2 separate regions of the Homo sapiens genome follow, and region 2 is linked to region 1. Evidence: read pairs that join two places in POLR2A ChIA-PET (ENCODE). Cell type or tissue: Caco-2. All regions are shown on one strand. Links, peaks and the distances in the headings refer to the core of each region. The heading gives the core; the rest is flanking DNA.

Region 1 (8,048 bases), core at 1,005-6,004:
GCCTTACCTGCTGGATTTGCTGTTGATTTTATTATTTACAGGTAATTTGAAATTTGGGCATTTTCTTTCTTCTAATGATGCTATGTACGTGCACTTTATGTAGCTTTATTTGTTCTTTTTGTTTGGTGTTGCTTTTTGTGAGACTCAGCTTTATGTGACCACTATTACCTTGGTACCCAGATTCCTATGAGCTACTTTTTGAATGAAGCTGTATAGTCTTTAGTTTTCTCCTCAAGTATTTAAAACATTTCCCCCTCATTTTGAGTCAGTGGTTCATAAAATGTTAGAGGCATAATCAGCTTCTGGTTTTGTAATAAAGGAACAACCTTATAAAATACTCAGTTGGTCTTCCTTTATGTGAATTATAGGATAGCTGCCATGTGAACAAAAACATATAAAATAATTCTCTGTTTACATAAAACAAGAGTCTCACTCTGTAACCCAGGCTAGAGTGCACTGGCGCAATCGCTACTCATTGCAACGTCTGCCTCCCATTCAGGCCATTCTCCTGCTTCAGTCTCTGAGTAGCTGGGATTACAGGCGCCCGCCACCACACCCTGGCTAATTTTTGTATTTTTAGTAGAGATGGGGTTTCACCATGTTGGCCAGGCTAGTCTTGAACTCCTGACCTCAAGTGATCTGCCAGCCTCGGCCTCCTACCACGCCTGGCCAGAAGTTTTTAAATTGGGAAAATTTTATTAATTCTTAGCTAGGCCAATCTTACCTGCTTTTACTCAGGAAATGTTTTTCTTTCAACTTCCAGGTTGGTGATTTGGATATCAGCTATATTAATATAGAGGGAATCACTGCCACTACCAGCCCTGAATCCAGAGGTTGCACTCTGTGGCCTCAGAGCAGCAAACACACCCTTCCTACAGAAACCAGTCCCAGTGTGTACCCACTTAGTGAAAATGTCGAAGGGACAGCACACACTGAAGCCCAGCAGTCCTTCATGTCACCATCAAGTTCGTGTGCTTCCAACTTGAATCTTTCTTTTGGTTGGCATGGATTTGAAAAGGAACAAAGTCATCTAAAGAAAAGAAGGTAAGAGTCTATATTGTAGAGGAAAACTGTAGAACATCAAAGAACCTTATAGGTAGACTTCAAAAATTCTAGTTTTAAACTTTTTATTGTCTCTACCACTTTTATTTGCCCATCAAAATGTCCCCTTTTAGGTTCCTATATTCACTGATTTGAAAGTAAGACACTTAAGAAAACTGACTAAAATATGATAAAGGAAAACCACGATGAGATACCAGTTTATACTCACTTGACTGGCAAAAATTAAAAAATCTAACAATCCCATGTTTTGGTGAGAATGCATAACATGGAAATTCCTGCATAAAGATGATAGGAGAGAAAATTGTGTAACTTGGGAAAATAATTTGACATTATCTTGTAAAGTCAAATATGCATTTTCCTCTCGTGTACTAGGAGACCTATATGGAGTATTATTATAGCAGCAGGAAATAACCCAAATGTGGAATAAATAACTTATATATAGTTACACAATAGAATACTGTACAGTAATGAAAATGAATTAGCTACAATTACATCTGCATGCATAATAACATAGACCTTAGAAGCATGAAGGAACAAAAAAAGCCCCAAAATACTTGTTAGATTTCATTTTTATAGAATGCAAATTAAAAAATATATTATTATAGGGCACCTACATATGTGCATAAGCTATAAAGAAAAACAAGAGGCCTGGCGTGGTGGCTCACGCCTGTAATTCCAGCACTTTGGGAGGCCAAGGCAGGCAGAATGCTTGAACTCAGGAGCTCAAGACCAGCATGGGCAACATGGTAAAACCCCATCTCTACCAAAAATACAAAAATTATCTGGGCATGGTGGCACGCACATGTGGTCCTGATACTTGGCAGGTTGGGGTGGGAGGATCGCTTGAACCTGGGAGGCAGAAGTTGCAGTGAGCCAAGATGGCACCACTGAACTCCAACCTGGGTGACAGAGTGAGACCTGTCTCAAAAAGAAGAAAAAAAAAAAAAAAAGAGAGAAAAAGAAAAACAAAATAATGAAGGGGAAAAAATTCCTAAATTCAAAATAGTTGTTACATCTAGGGAAGGAAATAGGGAAATGGGAATGGAATGAATCATAACAGAGTTTCCATGGTAGATGGCCAGTATCCAAGTTTCAAGGTGGGTGGGCTCATGAGTGTTTGTTTTATTTAACATATGTTTGTATTTTATATTTTAACATAAAATTTATCTTATATTTATTTTACTTTCAGTTACCTTATATTTTCTTGCATATATAAAAACTCATTGAAATGATAGTTTCATTGCATCTGATATGATTACATATATTAGTGTGTGTGCACACATGTGTGTCCATATCTGTATATCTGTATCTGTCTATCTGATTGTCTATTTTCTTTTGGGAACAGGCCAATTTCCACTAATTTCATTTTATCCTGTTGATCACACTTTCCTTAGGGAGTAGCTTTTTTTTCCCCCATATCCTACCCATGTGATTATATGTTCATTTTCACGTATAAAATGAATCAAAGTGAACATAAAATGCACACACATATGTGACTATGTATATAAATATTTCTCTGTGAATGAACATGCACATAGGTGAATGAGTATTCAGCAGGGAGTTAATATAGAGGGGAGAGAAAGGTAGAGGAACCAGCAATCAGTAGGTGTCCATCACTGAGATACACCACAACATGCAATTTGAGGTTGTAAAACTTTAGCACATATTGGTACCAAGGGTTATGTGTGATGTGTAAATAATAAAAGACTTGCTTTAGATTTATACTTTGTGAATTATGGTTTTGTAGATGCTGGGTAGTCACTACTATAATTTGAAGTGATAGGCTAATTTGAACTGTCCACACGTCTGCTTGGGACAAGAGACTGCCAGTCCACACAAGATTCTATACAGTTTTGCAAAAATAAATTGAGCTATGTGTGATAAATGCATTCTAGTGGATCTTTAAGATCTGTCAAGTGGCCAGGTATGGTGGCTCACACCTGCAATCCCCGTACTTTGGGAGGCCGAGGCAGGTGGATCACCTGAGGTCAGGAGTTTGAGACCAGCCTAGGCGGCCAACACGGTGAAACTCCCGCTCTAGTAAAAATACAAAAATTAGCTGGGCATGGTGGCACACATCTCTAATCCCATCTACTCAGGGGAGGGGCTGAGGCAGGCTCATTGCCTGAATCCGGGAGGCACAGATTTCAGTGAGCAGAGATGGCACTACTGCACTCCAGCCTGGGGGACGGAGTGAGACTCTGTCTTTAAAAAAAAAAAAAAAAAAAGTCTGTCAGGTGTGTGAGCCCCCAGATCTCAAGAGATAAATAAGTTCTTTAGAAGTCTTCTAGGAATATAGCATGGAAAAGACACAAAATAGTCTGTCTGTTTTATTGATACTTATGCAGATACTTGCAGAGTATCGAAATTATACTTTCTGATCATGGTCTTGTCTTGGAAAGTTTAACATTTCACTGCTACAGATAGAATTTTTCCTCTGTAGAATATAATTTAGACAAAATATCTGTTTTGAGTACAGGTAATTAGAAGCTTCTGTGAAGATGTCACTGCTCAGGGGAAAGGGAGGAAGCCAGGAGAGGAAGGAGAAGCCATTCTACAGAAAAGCTTTCTGGCTGGTTCCACGAGCTGACTTCATCTCCTTTGCCCTCCCTCTCCTCTGAAAAATGTAGGAATGAAGGGAGAGAAGTCGCAATCCCTGGAAAGCCCTGGGGTGGCTGTGGGTCCCTTCCTTCAGTGGATGTCATGGTAGGAAGCACAGTTGATAACAAACTCAAAGTGAAATGCACTTAATTTGTTAATAAGCAGATAATAGCCCTAGAGGCTGGAAACCTCTAATGAAGGAGAAATTTGGGGGCACACAGTAAAAACTGGAGTTAATATAAGGACATAGCTGACTGGGACCTGAGTCCTAAGTTTTCTAGGGTTTAAAAGAATATTTTGGTGAAACTAAAATATGTATACTATGTAACCATTATGTTATATTATTTAAATGTAATAACTGTTTTGAGAAGCCACAAAGGGAAGATAAGTAATAAAAACATTAATTTAAAAATACTATACAGCAAAAAATTAAGCAGCAGACAAGTGTTTGTTTCATTCTAAAGCTTGTATTTTTCAAACCTTTTAAAAAAACTACAGAGCAAGAAATGCATGTCACACCATGAACGTCCCCTATCTCCCATAAAATTTAAGTGAAGTCTTATAAAATGATTTGTGCAACATATTCTGATATTTTCTATTCTATATATTTTTTAAAAAACTCTAGTTACAACCTAATGAATTGATTTCTTATCCCACTACTGGGAATTAGAAAAATAATATCGTAAAACAAGAACCTAGAGGTTATCCTGAAGAATATTGCCTGTGCCACCAATATCTTAGGTTAATAGCTTAAATAAAAGTAGTAGCCCCATTTGAATGAATAGAAACAATGTTTTATAGTATGCAAAATAAAATACTGATACTTCTAGGATGTATTCATAGTGATGATGAAATGCTGTCTGTAACTGGAAAGGCTTGTGTTAAAATCGGATATTATTGCGGGCTGCCAATCATTTGAAGAACTATTTTCCACTAGTACAGAGATCACAAGTTGAAAGACAAGTGCTGAGGTACAAGACATGGGCAAGCTTCAGCCCGCCTTGAAATCTCCTTCCGTCTCAGATTGTTGTACTAGGAAACCACGTAGCAACTTGAAATACCTGTAATTATTAGATTAGTTCAAAAACTAATCTGTGTTTGCATTAGAGGCATAGTAGAATAAGACCAGGACTCATACCATGTATTCAGTTAACTTACTGTGTCCATTAAATAGCCTATTTTTTTTTAAATAACCTAAACAGGTTAATTCAAAGTTTCATTTTCTGGTTCTTGTATTTCAAAATAAAAAAAAAAGCCTATGTTTTTTTTTTTTTTTAAATAACCTAAACAGGTTAATTCAAAGTTTCATTTTCTGGTTCTTGTATTTCAAAATCAAGACAGTTTCATTGTTTTGTTATTAAAATTATAACTCCAGAACTGTAACAACCAAAAAAAAAAAAAAAAACCACAAAACACACATTTGAAATGCTTCGTGCATTAACATGCACCCAGGAAAGCTGTTGGCCTCCAAGTTTGAGTCGTTTAAAACGTAATGTTATGGAATAGACCTGGGATGTAGAGGGTCAAATTCTTTCCTTTTAATTTCATGGTTTATTAAAGTTAAATGAGGAAAAAAGTTGTTGTCAAGCAGCATTACTACCTGGTTCTAAGGTAGAGTTTTCAAAGGAATCATTTTTTTTTTTTTTTTTTTTTTTTGAGACGGAGTCTTGCTCTTTTGCCCAGGCTGGAGTGCAGTGGTGTGATCTTGGCTCACTGCAAGCTCTGCCTCCTGGGTTCACGCCATTTTCCTGCCTTAGCATCCCAAGTAGCTGGGATTACAGGTGCCTGCCACAACAGCCGGCTAATTTTTTGTATTTTTAGTAGAGATGTAGTTTCACCGTGTTAGCCAGGATGGTCTCGATCTCTGACCTCATGATCCGCCCACCTTGGCCTCCCAAAGTGTTGGGATTACAGGCGTGAGCCACTGCGCCCAGCCTCAGAATCATCTTTTTTTAACCTCTAAAAATGATCATTTAGTATGACATGTTTGGGACATTGCACGACTCACTTCTGAACTGTGTCTTGACATGGTCCTGGGGCGGATGGGTGGGACCTTCACACATCTCTCCTTGGTGTGCCTCTGCCCTCCCGAGCTTCCCAGCTGAGGGACAGGGGAGAGAATGACACTTCTGCAGCTTAGTCACATGCAAATCCCCCCCAGAAGCTTCCCTGCAAACAGCCCAGTGACTCTGTTTCCACCAGCATTTAAAATATTTGATGGGTTACCATTTGGGACTTGCGATATCAATAATTATATTTACAAAACAGAAGTGGTGAGGTTAGTACTAACTCAAACCAGCTTTTGTTTCTTCAGGCATTTGAAATGTCTTTTGCCCCAGTCGTGGTGGCTCACTCCAGCAATCCCAGCACTTTGGGAGACTGAGGTGGGTGGATCCATTGAGCCCAGGAGTTTGAGACCAGCCTGGGCAACATGGCAAAAAACACAAAAATCACAAAAATTGGCCGGGCGTGGTGGCGCACGCCTGTAGTCCCAGCTACTCTGAAGGCTGAGGTGGGAGCATTGTTTGAGCCTGGGAGACAGAGGTTGTAGTGAACCAAGATTGTGTCACTGCACTCCAGCCTAGGCAACAAGAACAAAACTGTCTCAAAAAAAAAAAAAAAAAAAAAAAAGAAAGAAAGAAAGAAAATGAAAGAAAGAAATGGCTTTTGCTAGGTAGGAATGTTCATTCGGGGTAACATAAAATTTTGTTTAAAAAGAGATTTGGAGGGAGGAGAAAAAGGCTAATTAAATACTAGTTGGAAATTAAATGAATACCTATTGCACCCCCCCCGCCCCAGTGAAAGAATCTGGATTCAGAGAAGTAGAAACCAATGACGCTCTGTGTCCTTCCTTGCTTCTTTACTTACTTGCTGGCTTTGTGCTTTAGTTCTAGCCTTGATGCCTTGGACGCCGACAGTGAAGGGGAAGGGCATTCTGAGCCATCCCACATCTGTTACACTCCAGGGTCTCAGAGCTCCTCAAGAACTGGGATTCCTAGTGGGGATGAATTGGACTCTTTTGAGACTAACACTGAACCGGATTTTAATATCTCCAGGGCTGAATCCCTTCCTCTATCAAGTAATCTACAGTCGAAGGTATTCTTATTGCTATTAATTTGGTATATTGCAAGTGTGGAGAATATGTTGTCTGCATTTACCCATCTGTATCTGAAAGACATATTATATTTTATTCATACATATGAACTATTTTTTTGAGACCCATGTGATATCTGATTGAGTCTGTCTTTTTAATCTTTCCCACTCTGTTTTAATTTTTATAATCTTTACTCAAAATGGCTGATTTACATTTTCATTAATTCACCATGAGTACATACCATCTTTCTTTCACATACTTGGAAAATTTTATCATTTTACAATGATTTCTCCCATCATCTCTTAAGCAAAGGGAGAAAAACCGATAGTATTAAATGAGTTTAAGTGATCAAACTTGTTTTGCTCACGTAAATAATTGTATGGCCCTGATGATGAGGTAAATGATGTTAATAAGGTAGAAGTGATATTTATTGAGCATTTCTGGCTGCTTGAACTAATCCGGAATATCACAGATTTTGTCAACTTTTCCATAGGAGCCAGGTTTTATCTTGTTGGCTATTTCACATTGGAGTTTCATTTAGGTGTGCTTGTTTTTTTGTTATTTATTTACTTATTTATTTATTAAAAAACTAAATACATTGCTCTGAATGTAAGAAAGCCCTTTTGCGTTTGAACAGATTTTTTTTCCCTGTTTGATTTGTTATTTTCTACTTGTTTTCTTCTTAAGTTTACTTATTACTATAAAACAATGTGTGCTATGGCAAAACTTCTCTTTCTAACGTATGGTTGTTATGATAATACCTTCTTTTTGTAGCATGCCCTACAATATACAAAATATGTTTTATGTATGTACAAAATATATAATTGCCTCATAACTCACCTATTACATAAGTAGTGCTTTTATTTAATTTTATTTTTTGAGTAGATGAGATTCTGGAAGGGTTGGAGTTCTGTCCAGCTTTGTGTCACCAGCTTGGTGATAGACTCAGAACTCAATTCTGGGTCTTTTGAGCACAGATCCTGTATCCTTTACCCTCTGCTCTAAGACCTGCAGAGCTGCCGTAATCTTTTGCATCTGAAGGTCATGTGATATTTCTGGATAATGAGAAGTTTGTATGGTTGTTATGTAGATACTTCTTAGTTTTGCATGTTGAGTGGAACTGTGAAAAGTTCATCATTACTTGGATGAAAAATAATCCAGTCTCTTGAAACAGTTTCATGTTGCTCATTTTTAGGAAGAATCTGAACCATAAATATATCTGCCTTGCCTCTGTAATTAACCAGTATAACTTTTTGCCAAAGTTTTGGACAATTTTCAAAGTTCTATTGTC
Region 2 (8,048 bases), core at 1,076-6,075, 100 kb after region 1:
TCGTGCAACACTTCCCAGCCCACTCACAGTTGAAGCCCTATTCATTAAGAAAAGGGTAACAGCCCTTGGCACAGAGGACTTGCTGTGTGTGTGAGTTATGTAAGGTGAAGAATGTGAGCATAATTACATCATGGGGTGACAAAGAAGTGGAGAGGAATATGTATTTCTTCCTGTGACCTAGGAATACATGAGCTACTTTCAAACTGAGAACCAACCTGAGATTGTTAATGTCCAACCTCTGTATCTCTCTCATTGAGAGGCAGCAGAGCATAGAAATTGAAAGTATGGATTCTGGATCCACATCTGCCACTAACTCGTTGTGTGTCCTTGGCATGTTACTTCACCTCGCTCTGTTTCCATTTCCTTATTTATAAAACAGGGATGACTACCTTATGGAATCGTTGCAAGAATTAAATTATTAATATATGCAATATGCTTAGAATAGAGCTTGGGATATACTAATCACTTAATATATGCTAGCCATTATTATCATATTATTTTAAAAATCTGTTAATAATTGCTCAGCCTAGTCCCAGTCTTTAGGCAGATTTCTTCCGCATAGCCAGAAAAAGTGAATAGAAAATTCAAGTGTCTGGAGATTGCTAGACGTAAGACTGGGGAAAGTTAGGTAAGTTGAAAGTTAGCTTTCAACTTATTTGCATTTCTAAATCTCCTCTTAACTCATGTATTCAGTAAACATTTATTGACGGTCCGCTAAAGGCCAAGCAATCTGTGTGGGACAAAATAAAGATTAATAAGTATGCAAGCTATTGGAGAAGACTAACACATGAACAGATGATCCTAAAGTAGAGAGGTGCCAATAATTATATAGAGAAGTACAAGTTGCTATAGGAGCTCACAGGAAGAGCACATTGGGGCCTAGTAATACGTGAAATGGAGGGAGTTGTTCTAAAGAAGAAGATGCTTGAGGCTGGAAGGATAAAGAGCAGGAGTAGGGAAAGACATTCTAAGCAAGGAAAATGCTATGGTTTGAATATGTCCTCAAATTTCATTTGTTGGAAACTTAATCCCAGAATTTTTAATTGATTGAAGGTGAGGTCTTTGGGAGGTAATTAGGATTAGATAAGGTCAGAGTGAGGCCCCCATGATGGGATTGGTTACTTTCTAAGAAGAGGAAGAGAGACCTGAGCTGACATGCATGCTCTTGCCCTCTTGCCATATGATACATTCTGCCATGTTATGACAAAGCAAAGAAGGCCCCAGATGCCAACACCATGCTCTTGGACTTCCCAGCCTCTAGAACTGTAAGATTGTAACATTTTGAAATAAATTACCCAGTCTCAGATATTCAGTTATCATAACAGAAAATGGACTAAGACAGAGGGAAACCTGAGCCAAAGTCTGGAGGTTTGAAACAAAAGACATGAGAGACTGTGGCATACGTTTGGAGATACCCAGAATGATTTCCTCCCCTCTAGATTAAGGTGTCCAATGAGAATGTCCATCTATCTCTGCCTCTTTCAAGCACTCTATATAAGAAGTGGGGAAATGTGGAAGTCCACCCCTGCCCTCGTTGGAACTGATCAGGTTCCAGGCTATGGAGCAATAGCGGACTCCTTCCTGGGATGCTATGCTCTTAAAGTGTAACCAAATGCCCTCTCATCCCCTCACCTTTCCACATCCACCTCTTCCATAAAGCAATGTAGGTTCTGGTCAAATGGGGAATTGGATATCTTCCTATTTGATCCCACGCCACAAGAAACTAAGAGTAAAAGGGGTCCTGGGATCACCTGAAGATGCTTATTGGAACAGAGGGGACCAAGAGGATGCCTAAGTGTACCGCTAAGGGGTGGATTGATGACTTGCATGATAACCCACAAGGCAAGATTGTAAGTGGAGAAAAAAAGAGACAGGCTCATGTACCTCTTCTGCTTTATTTTTTACCCAACCCTGATGCTACCCATAGCTCCCTGTTTTAATCTACCACCTAGGGCTGAGTGGAGCATGGAAAAGAAAAAAAGGAGGGGAACACATGGAAGATTCCAGAATTATCTTGATTGACATGCAGAGTTTGCTCTTTTCTTTCCTGACTGCCTCTCATGCACAGATGTCCCTCTACCAATGTGAGACAGGCAGCAAAAAAATATGGAAAAGCCAAACAGACTTGGGCCCTACTTACTGGATCTCCCCCAGGGCCACAGGGTTGCACACCACCAGGGGGCACTATTCATGCTCTGGAGCACACATACGCGTAGATTCCAACGTGAGTGGAAACTTATGGAGTTGTACAATCCTGCAACCTTGCTTCTGAGCTAGGTTTGCTTACCTATGAAATGAGGATAATAATAGCTATGTCCGGATCACCTGAAGTCAGGAGTTCGAGACCAGCCTGGCCAACATGGCGAAACCCCGTCTCTACTAAAAATACAAAAATTAGCCAGGCATGGTGGCAGGTGCCTGTAGTCCCAGCTACTCGAGAGGCTGAGGCAGGAGAATTGCTTGAACCTGGGAGGCGGAGGTTACAGTGGGCCGAGATCGTGTCACTGCACTCCAGCCTGGGGGACAAGAGCGAGACTTCGTCTCAAAATAAATAAATAAATAAATAAATAAAAAATAATAACAATAGCCATGTCTTGCAGGGCTGTTGTGAACTACTTGAAGAAGCCCAGTGCAGTAAACGGCATACAGTCAGCACTCTAAAAATGAGAGCAGTTGTTATATGCTGGGGATAGGGGTAGAAAGAAGGCAGGCTTGGGCATGCTCAAGAATCGAAGTAGCTAGGGCATCGCTACTTTGGTTTTGTCCAGCTCATTTTCCCGTGCTGAGAGATGTCGAAGATCAAAGCCTGTTAGGATGCTGGGCTCAGAGTAAGAGCTTCATGCTACTTATTGGATGAGAGGATGAACAAGAGTCTTTGGAAATCAGAGATCAAAGGGTCGTCAGAACTAGAACTAGAACTCTGATCCATTACATTTCTTTGCCTCTGGCTGGTGAGTTCAAAGCAGTCAGCTCGAGTTGATGATTGAACATCGTTTTGGGTGAAGTAACAAGGGACCATGGTTCAGTGGTTCTGTAGAAGCTTCATGGCTGAGAAACTTCAACATGCCATTATTTGAATCCTAGTTGTCTACTCTTTGAATGGCAGAAAGTCAAAGGTTTTAGATACTACCAGCAGCTATGGGTCTCATAACAATTGCCCAAGGAGAAAGAATGAACTTGGTACGAACACAGGATTATATTTTCTTTGCTAATTTCACTAGATTCTATAGTTACATTAGAGAACTGTTCCTTATTTCTGGAAGAGCCCCAATTTCCACCTTCCCCTTTTTTATGCATAGGTCTGGCAATAAATTTAACTTGGCTCTGTCTCCAGGCAATCCAGGGTTAAACTGTCTCCTAGGGCACACAATTTCAGTCCCTAGGGAAAGTATGAAAAACCTTCTCTTCTTGTTCAGAAGCTCAATTGAGTGTCTCCATTTTATTTCATAAATGAGATCTGATTTGTCTCCTAACATGTATTTTTACTTACTCAAGAGTGTGTCTAAGTTCTTTTCTTTCTCTCCTGAGCTGGTTTTGGGTTGTTTGCCTATTCATAGAAGGAAACAGTGAGGGAGAAAGCAGCTAGAACTCTGATGAATGGTTTACTTCTTGTTAGCAACCCAAGTTAAACATTTAATGATGGAAGCGGGTATGGGCTGAAATGCCATTTGGGGGTAAATGCCTGGCTTCATTTTTTCATGCTCTCTTTACCACTACTCGCCCCAGCCCCTCACACCCTGTATAATGTCTGAGCAGGTTTTCTGCATAGTTGCCAGTGCTTATTTTTACAATCTCTAACATAACAGCTTCAAATATAAACACAAACATAGCCAGCATGAACGACAGCATCTGCATTGGCCACGGAGCTAAAACAGGCTCTTAGAAATGTGCTTGACATTTCCCGTGGCAGCTTCACAGCCTCCTTGGAAAGCCTTGGTCCACCTCTCTGCTGCTGACAAGCTCTGATTTGGGTAAGATGCTGGCAGGTGCCAGCAAAGGACAATAGGCTTTTAATTAAGGTCTGTAGAGCCATAGCTCAGGAAACACACCTCCTGAAGAGTTTTTTTTTTTTTTTTTTTTTTTTTTAAAAACACTTGCGTTTCTTCTTGCTACCCTACGAACAGTAACTGTGTGCTCCATCGAGGCAACTGTGGTCGTTAATCTTCCGTAGCACAGGAATTGCTAGTAACATAAAGGTAGTAATGGGATTATGTTTTCTTTTCTTTTTTTTTTTTGCAATAGCTTAGAAAATTAATGTTAACTTCTGTTCCTAGTTTGGGGCAGTTTTTACTATGATGAAGCTGAATGTGATCATACAACTCCATCTTTCCATCCAAACTCCCTCCATGCAAATTTCTTATTATATCTGACACAGAATTAATGTAAACATTTTTGTAATGGCCATATTTTGAGTCACTCACTTAGAGGAAGGTTTTCTAATGTGGAATCTGAGCCTGTTAAGCATCGTTGCTATGGAGACTATGAGAGTTGGATTAATTAAGGCTTGAACAGATGTGAAGTGTGCAGAATGCACTATTTTCTGTTAGTAATTAAAGAGGGTATGTGTGTACGTGAGAGAGAAAGAAAAATAGAGACAATCCGAGACAAAGCAGTCAGACGTGCTTGGCACCGGACATGTGACATTTTCTTCAGTAGAACTAACTGCTGATAACTCTGCTGACACTACTCTATTTTCTCCTCCACCCATGCCAGACAGAATAATTGCTTGAAATGGCCAAGCAGTCCAACCTTTCTTTCTTTTTTGGTCTGATTTATGATAGGCCCAGGAATATACAAAAACATGTTCTTGGATCAGTGAGTTCAAACGACCCATCTCTCTGAACACTCGAAAGTCAAACTGGACTGTGTAAATGGTTTTTAAGCTGCCTGGCAGGAAGGCCAAGTTTGCAGACTGGAGCTCTATTAGTTGTCCAGCCCCCTGGTAGTATTGTCATCAGCGAATTGATAGCCAAGAGAGACACTGGCTGCGCAACTGCCAAGGAGAAATTGTCATGGGAATGCCTTTAAGACTGGAAAGTGAATGAAACATCAGTCTGGTTTGAGTTTAATTTGGAGAATATTTGTTTCAGTTTGAACTAAATCTTTTGCTTTTTAAAACACTGTATTTCTATTTTCTCTTAAGTAATATAGTAACATGAGGTTTAGGTCTGAATTCAGCAGATTAGGTTCCATTGGAATCCTGCTTAGTGGCCCCAGTGAGTGGTGTCCCCATATAGCCTCCTGGTTGGCAGGAAGTAGTTAATGGCTTAAAAATGTCTAAAGGCTTTTCTGCTGGGTTGGCAGCAGTTTTGCTTGAACTGGTAGCTTTTGAAGCATGATCATTTTTTGTTTGTCTCGCAGCTGTGGAGGTGGGGTTGTCTGAATCAAAAAGCATCACAGAGGTACTTTGTTTCCTGGTGGACTGTGTCCTGGTGGCCCAAATTTGGCCTCTTCCCACCCACAGACTATGCAGGATGAGTTAGAAAGTAATGATGCAATGGGGAATTGCGTGGCCTGGGAGGTCAAGTGTTTGTGTATGTGTGTGTGTGGTGGTGTGTGCAAGAGCACACTCTCAACTAAAGCATGTGTCTCGTCAAACTCCTACACCTCTAAGGAGTCAGGCACATCCACAGACATAAGTTTTCCCAGTCTTGCCATGTCTCTACATGTCACTAATTACAGCCTGATTCTGTGAGGGTTTCAGTCTATGAATGGGGCAGTTTAAAACAAAACAAAACAAACAAACAAACAAAAAACAACTAGGTGAAGGCTGCAGGCAGCACTCTTCCATCTTAGAAATCAGACATCTTTTGGTTGTGCTATTAAGAGCCATAGAGACAGGGAAACAGGGACAAATTGGATCAATGTGAATTTATCACTATCTGGGGAGAAAACTTAAGTCTGCATCTTCATTTCCGCATTGTCCTCTACAACTGCGACCTAAAGTTCACTCACCCTTAAACATGACTGTTAAATCTGTTGTATATTCCATGTTTCTTGTCATTTGAGGATTATGTCCATTTATCTCATCGGAGAAAGCATTTAGTGAGGCTACAGAAAGTAGTATTTGCCATTTGAATCAACTGTGATTGATTTTTACATCTCTGGGTATTAATAAGAAAAGTGACTTATTAAATATAATTCTGTTTGCCTTTTCTTTCTCCCCACCACATATAGATACAGGAGAAAGTATATTCTGGGTACTTTGTGAACTGAAAAGGAAATTGGGGTGAGAGAAAAAACAACAGCAGTGGTTCAATGCCTTTGAAGGGACATCTGTTAAATGCTTTAGGAAAAGAGCAACAATGGAAAGCTTGAAACCAATAAAACCAGAGCCAGCACAGGGAGTTAATTCAAGAAGAAAATCCACTTTCCCTCTAAATCATCAAATTTCGAGAAGTGTTTTATATTTGGCAGACATTAGTATGTATTCTCTGTGTGTGTGTGCCTTCATCCATACTTGTTTGTATACGCACACTGTTTGAAGTCACTTCAGTATACTTAAACAAACTACCATTTTCCTTCCATTTTGTCCTTCCATATGTTAGTATGAGGCCAAAAGTACCCAATTGCCCAGTTGCTATCATGCTGTAGACATGATCCACCATTTCGCTGTCTTAGTCTTTTGGCTGTTAAAACAAAATACCATAGACTGGGTAGCTTATAGAGGACAGAATTTATTGTTCATAGTTCTGGAGGCTGAGAAGCCCAAGCTAAAGGCTCTGGCAGATTCAGTGTCTGGTGAGGGCTCCTCTTCTGGTTTATAGATGGCTCCTTCTAGCTGAGTCCTTACGTGGTGGAAGAAGCAAGGCAGCTCTCTGAGGCTTCTTTTATAAGGGCACTAATCCCAGTCCCTTCTCTGTGTAGCATTTCTTCTTCCCAGGTTTGGAGCAGGACCTCTCTAGAATAAGGGTCTTCAAAGGAGAAGAGAAAAGGAAGACAGTGGCCTTTCTAGGTTTTATGGCTTGCTTTGGGAGAGAGGGACTCGAGTTTCTATGACTCACCTTTGGGGAAGAGGAATTCTGGTTTCTATGATTTGCTTGGGGAAGAAAGAGCGACAGGAGACAGGAGGGTGGGGGAAGGTCAGAAGATCTTGCTTTTGAGGCCCTTCCAGTCTCTTTCAGTTCAAAGTACTCAACACACCAAGGTGTCATACTTTGGGGTATCATGTTCTGCACTCCAAGATCACAATAACTGGGAAGAATTACTAGCATTAAGTGAACAGGAGAAGCAGGAAAGCTAAAGGTCCTGTGGTGAGTAGGACAGTCCTGTCCAAGATCAGTTGCCAAACCGCAAAAGCCCATTGAAAAACATGGATCAAATTTCAGCTTTTAGAATATTTTTCACAGTGTGAATTCAAAAGTGAGAAGTCATTTAGAAATCCTTATACATTCTGAAAAGTGGCTATTTGTAGATGCCAGTAATATGGAACATCTTGATTTTGAACCAGAGCAAGACTTTTAGGAAGAGTATCATTGAAATTCAAAGAGGAGCCTTAGTTCAAGAATTCTTAGAAAAATAATTTCCTTAACATTGCCAACCTCATTGTGATAGACAGGGCAACACAAAGCCAAAGTTAACGAGGCTCTGACATTTTTAAAGAACATATTCTAACTTTAGCTGACATTTAAATTAGAAAGCCCAGCAGTGTAGCGGGGAGCTGATTGATTTGGAAAGCATGGATCCAAGATAATGAGGGCTCTGCCATGCTCTTCCTAGTGATGGGTAATAAATGAGCTCTTCCTGGCCAAAAGCAAAGGAGATGAGGCAGTTCCTGCATTTGAACTGCAGGCATTTGCACTGCATTGAGACGAAAAGTCATTCAGATACTGCTTTTCTTCTGCTCACTATAGCAATATTTTCATATTAGCCTTCATAATGAGCAGGAAAAAGACCCTGGTAGAAAAGACCCTGGTAGGCATTTCATGTGTCAGAAACACTAATGGTTGTTTTCTTTAATTTCCCAATGTGCTTGAGACATACTAGCCTTATAGACAGCCAACAAAAATGGATTCTAGAAGTAGATTGGTCCTGCCTTGACCTGCCAA

What was found. ChIA-PET counts read pairs that join two places held together with the same protein. Peaks named below come from ENCODE experiments on the same cell type or tissue, not always from the same donor. Only the 100,000 strongest peaks of a DNase experiment are listed, where the experiment ranks them.
Region 2: POLR2A ChIA-PET joins it to region 1 with 10 read pairs; 4 of 35 experiments call an interaction of 5 or more read pairs at or near these places.

What each region holds. Positions count from the first base shown.
Region 1 is chr5:73,839,717-73,847,764 of GRCh38, forward strand. ARHGEF28 (Rho guanine nucleotide exchange factor 28) reads left to right here. Exons shown (of 36, transcript NM_001177693.2): 11 at 764-1,044; 12 at 6,552-6,759. Among named protein-coding and RNA genes, the nearest start is that of ARHGEF28, 220 kb to the left of the region's middle. In Caco-2, for the core only: no CTCF peak of the experiment used is centred there; no DNase peak of the experiment used is centred there.
Region 2 is chr5:73,943,527-73,951,574 of GRCh38, forward strand. LOC105379034 (a long non-coding RNA gene) reads left to right here and starts at 2,572. Exons shown (of 4, transcript XR_001742745.1): 1 at 2,572-3,971. In Caco-2, for the core only: a CTCF peak has its summit at 2,141 (motif pointing right); no DNase peak of the experiment used is centred there.